2 separate regions of the Homo sapiens genome follow, and region 1 is linked to region 2. The links are chromatin loops, found by intact Hi-C in ENCODE. Cell type or tissue: ovary. All regions are shown on one strand.

Region 1 (2,500 bases), 270 kb after region 2:
CCCTGGGGCAACCTCCGCTCAGGACTGTCCCACTCAGCTGCCGGTCCGTGCCTCTGCACTGGTCACTGGGTGGACGGCAGACGCATGGCATCCCAGGACACTGCACAGGGAACAGCTAGCTCCAGGTCACCTGAATGCCATTCTCAACTGGCCCTCTCCTCCCAGGGATAGGCCAGCGGGGAACGAGGAGTGACCAGAACCCAGGACTCCCGCCCTCATCTGACAGCCACTTAGCCCACTTCCCACTGGGGACTCTTCCTTGGAAGGTTGCTCTGGAAACCCCCTACTGTGTGGGGTAACCTCGCCGGGCACCCCACCCTGGCCGAGCACTGCCATGCCACACAAGAAGGATGGAACCTTCCTCCCCAAGCTGGGGTGGGGCAGGGGCTGGGGGAGATGGAAGGCCCTGCACCGCCCCCAGCCTCCCTGCCACTCCCCACACCTGGGAGATGCTCAGGACCCCCATGTAGCCACGGCCGCTCCCCCCAGCTTCTTACCAGGTCGAGGACAGATGGGGACGGACGCTGCTGCCTCGGCACCTGCTGATTAGTGCGGCCCACCCTGAGGGGCGCCCCTGTTCCCCAAGGTGGTTGGGAGGGCACTCGCGGGTCCTGGGGAAGTTGGATGGCCCTGGGAATGGCGGGTCCTGGAGGGTGCGGGAGCCTGAGGGGGAACTTGGGGGTCTTAGGTTAGACCGGGGCCTCCCCGCGTGGGGAGGGCGCAGCAGACTGTACCTGGGGGCGCATTGGCCGTCGTCAAACTCGAAGGTCCGGTTGGTGTAGCCCCCGCCGCGCGCCTCCCGGCAGACGCCCCCCGGGGTCCGCGCCCCGTCAGGGAGTGGCATGCGGCCTGGCAGCTCGGACCCGACCCGAGGGAGAAGCGAGTGGGAGCCGCCACCTTCTTCCCTCGCGTTGCCCTGAAAAACATTTTTTTTTTCCTCGCAGATTAGCGAGGAAAAGACGCCAGTTCCAGGGTCGGGTGCAGGCGTCTGTCCGCGCGCGCCCCCTGCCGGCCGCGCCGGGACCCGCGGCGGCTCTGGCCCAGGCTGGGACGGGGGTGCGGGGTAGGGAGGGCGATCCGCTCCCGCCGCGGCCCTCTGAGCCCTCAAAACTCCGAAAAACAGGACGGGGTTCGTCAATGGCTAGAAAAGCCCAAGCGCGCCGCCACCGGGCCCTACACCCCTGGGAGGGCTCCGTGGTGGGCGGGGGCTCAGGGGGCTCTGGGTCCTTGGCGGGCAGCAGGGCACATGCGCTGCTCGGACCGCCAGCGTCCAGCCGCTGCGCCCAGGGACCGTCAGCACCTCCCGCTTGTGCTGCTCTGCCGTGGTCAACACTGGTCATTGAACACAAGCCAGATTCAAGACGACTCCCCGCCCCCCCGCCCCCACACCCCCCGCAGGCTGCGGCATCTGTGGGTGGGCGCCACATCCTGGGCTTGGCCTGGGGGAGGGGGATGACTGCACCCCGCCCTGTGCTCTCACCCAGACGGGCACACACAGCACCTTTAGACGGGTGGGGAGGGGCCCCAACTTAAGATGCTGCAGGCCAAAGACTAGGAAGCAGAGGGTCCCCCTGCGGGCCCCCTTTCCCGTGCACGTGCTCACACTGTTACACATGCGTCACCCTGGCTCAGCCTCACACAGAGCTCTGGAGAACTGCGATTTCTGTCCCCAGAGCTTTGTTGGTTTGCAGGGTGGACCAGGCCCCTCACTAAGCCAGGACTGTGCCCACGAGGGCCAGGGGGAGGGCCAGGTCCATTTGGAGGGCGCATGCCATGTACTTTGTGGTCCCTGGCCTCCCCAGTGTCTCTCCAGAGGGTCCTTCCCTGTTTCTCCAGGAGGCAGCAGGCTGAACACAGATGCTTTTGAGGGGTGGGTGGGGAACACTCGGGGAAGTCTAGGATGCTAAGTCCCCAGCAGAGGTTCAGCCTGTGCCCCCGCCACACAGCTCGTGGGCATCTTGGGGGTTTTTCCTCAGGTCCCTAGATTGGCCGGTGCTGCTGCCGGGGTCCCACCACCCCTGGGCGGGTGCCGCCGGGGCAAGATGGTGGCCTTTCTGCCAACGCCCTCCTGCCTGGGGAACTCAGAAAAAACTGAGAGGCCGCACCATCTGCATCTGTGATTAATTAGCAGTAATTACACGTGTTGTCAACGGCAGGAGAGTCACAGGTTTGATGACATTCCGAGGGCTTTAGGGAAACAAAAACTTGGCCCCACTCTGCCACTGAGGAGCCCCAGATCGCCAGCCCGTCCATCCCTCCCTGGCCAGGGGCAGGGCCGGGAGAGGGGCCCAGGTCCCCGAGAGCTTTTGCCCTCCTCTCCAACCCCGTCCTCCTCCATGTCTGACCTGCAGCCAAGGCTGGGCGGAGCAGGGATGGAGACACCACCTTATATTACATAACCTCCCTCTGCTCCAAACACCCTTCACCCATCTTTGGCCCAAAGTCCAGGATGCCAGCCCGAGGCCCAGAGCCGCGCCTTCTCCACAGGAGACTGGGGCAC
Region 2 (2,500 bases):
TGAAGATGGGTTTGGCCTGCCCTGGGCAAGGACAGGGTGGGACTGTTGAGGCCGGGCAGGGTGACGAGGACATGCCCTGTCCTAGCGAATGCCTATAACCTCTTCGTGGGTGCAGTGAGTTGAGTAGGGGACCCCAAAACTCATGTCTACCTGTAGCCTCCAAATGTGGCTTTATTTGGAAGCAGACTCTTTGCAAATATCATTAGTTAAGAATCTCAAGATGAGATCATCCTGGATTTAGAGTGGACCCTGAATTCAACGACTGGTATCTGTATAAGAAGAGAAGAGGACACAGAGAAGAGGCCACGTAGGACAGAGGCAGGGATTGGAGTGATGCAACCACAGGCCAGGGAGTGCCATGAAAGCTGGGACAGACCCCCCCTTCGGAGCCTTGAAAGCAGCCAAGCCAGCCAGGGCCTTGGCTTAGGGTTTTTGGCCTCCAGACAGGGGAGGATGCGTTTCTATTGTTTTAAGAACCCTGGTTTGCAGGGCCTTGTTCCAGCAGCCCCAGGACCCTCCTACAGCGGCTGTCCCTTTCCGGGGCTGCTGGAGAGTAACGGAGGGAGGCCTTGTGGGCAGGGTGGGGGACCATGTTCCGAGAACCCTGGAGTCCCCAGGGACTGACTGTGTGGGGCCTGATGCTGCTTTTTCAGTGAGCAGGACCAGTGACTAGATGCTCATCCACTCCTCTCTCTGCACCTGAGCGTCTCCTGCTGCAGGGGGTTGAACCAGAGCTGTGCTTTTCAAGCTGGGTTTCCCAGCACACCCATAGGGGCCTGGGAGTCAGAATGCCTCGGTGCCGCCCTCCAACCTCCTCCCTCCTGCTGCCTAGAGAACTCTTAGTCATCCTTTACGGCCCATTTCCAGTGCCCCTCTCTGGAGGTGCTGGCCTGAGCTATCAGGGTCCTTAGAGCTCCAGGCATCCCCCACCCCTGTAGGCCAGCTCCTGCTCCCAGCCCAGGCTCTCGCATGGCCCCCTGCAGGGTTTGTGGATCAGAAGCAGCAATCTCAGGCCCCGAGGCCCTGAGTCATTCACACACACAGGCACACATGCACCCATATATACATGCACAGCAACATGCACACCCCCCCACATAAACATGCACACATATGCATACATGGCACACACACATGCATGCAGACATATGCATGCACACACACAGCACATATGCACAGTGCACACATGCACACAACACGCCCACACACAGGTGCACACCCCCCCGCACACATGAACATGCACACATATGCATACATGGCACACATGCACACGCACACATATACACACACGGACACATGCACGCATACACATGGCACATATACACAGTGCACACATATGCACACATGCACACAACACGCCCACACACAGGCGCGCGCGCGCGCGCACACACACACACACACACACACACGCCTGCACACTCACCCCCACCACCTCGCCCCTCCAGGCAGGCTGACAGCTCAACTGCACCCTCTAGTGGCTGGCTTGAGGCACCACGGCCAGGCTGCTGCTTGTTGAGTTTCGGGTTGGGTCCAGGCCACCTGGGGGTGCAGTGGATGAGAGCGGCACACCCCACCTCAGTCACACTTGGAGCCCCCTTTGCCAGGAGACCCTGCTTGGCCTGCCCAGCCAGGCGCTGACACCATACGGGGGCTGGGGGCTCTGGCCACATCTGCCCAGGGAGCTAAGTCGAGGCAGGGGTCGGGGAGACCGTGGGCAGGATGGCCTTGTCCTTAGCTGCCACCACCCAGGGCAGCTGGGGCTCCTCCAGGGAACTCTCAGGGCCATGGCAAGAGCCAGGGCAGGCTGGGGTGGCCTCACTCCAGGCCTCGGGCCAGGACTGGCTCTGCCCCTGCAGATGCAGGGAATCTGTCACCTGGGCCTTCGCTGATTCCCTGCAGGGCCTTGGGCAGCTACGCCCAGACCAAACGAGGCAGGGGGAACTGGCAGGCAGCTCCAGGACAACGCACCTGGCCTGCCCCTTCCTGAGAGCTGCAGGGAGTTCCGAGGGCTGACGCCACCGCCGCGGAGCCTGCTCCTGTAGCTGTGGTTGGGGCTGGGGTAGGGTGCCCGGCGTGGCTGTGGTTGGGACTGGGGTAGGGTGCCCGGCGTGGCTGTGGTTGGGACTGGGGTAGGGTGCCCGGCGTGGCTGTGGTTGGGACTGGGGTAGGGTGCCCGGCGTGGCTGTGGTTGGGGCTGGGGTAGGGTGCCCGGTGTGGCTGTGGTTGGGGCTGGGGTAGGGTGCCTGGCGTGGCTGTGGTGGTGGGCTCTCCTGGAGGCCCCTCTGCAGCATGGTCTTGGGGCCCAGCCTGGTCCTCCTGGCCACAGGAGGTTCTGAGAGCGCCCCAGAAACCCCTCCGTGAATTCCTTTTCTGCCTGAACTGGTCAGAGCTGGGGTCTGTTGCTGCAACGAAGAGGCCCCCGAAGCGGCCCCTCCCCCACCCTAGGAGCACGGGGCTCATTCTCCAGCAGACCGGAAGCCTTGTCTATCTTCTTCCTGCTGCA

The links. Peaks named below come from ENCODE experiments on the same cell type or tissue, not always from the same donor. Only the 100,000 strongest peaks of a DNase experiment are listed, where the experiment ranks them.
Region 1: a loop joins it to region 2, with 2.3 times the contacts of the local background. A loop is called at or near these places in 9 of 110 quality-filtered maps.

What each region holds. Positions count from the first base shown.
Region 1 is chr9:135,700,603-135,703,102 of GRCh38, reverse strand. KCNT1 (potassium sodium-activated channel subfamily T member 1) reads right to left here and starts at 918. Exons shown (of 31, transcript NM_020822.3): 1 at 735-918. The coding sequence starts at 844. It also overlaps a transcript of SOHLH1 not described here. RefSeq lists a silencer at 990-1,119. In ovary, a CTCF peak has its summit at 1,004 (motif pointing left); no DNase peak of the experiment used is centred here; H3K4me3 peaks cover 552 bases; H3K27ac peaks cover 382 bases.
Region 2 is chr9:135,966,690-135,969,189 of GRCh38, reverse strand. No RefSeq gene overlaps it. Among named protein-coding and RNA genes, the nearest start is that of UBAC1, 6.6 kb to the right of the region's middle. RefSeq lists an enhancer at 106-739. In ovary, a CTCF peak has its summit at 1,460 (motif pointing left); a DNase peak (open chromatin) is centred at 1,459.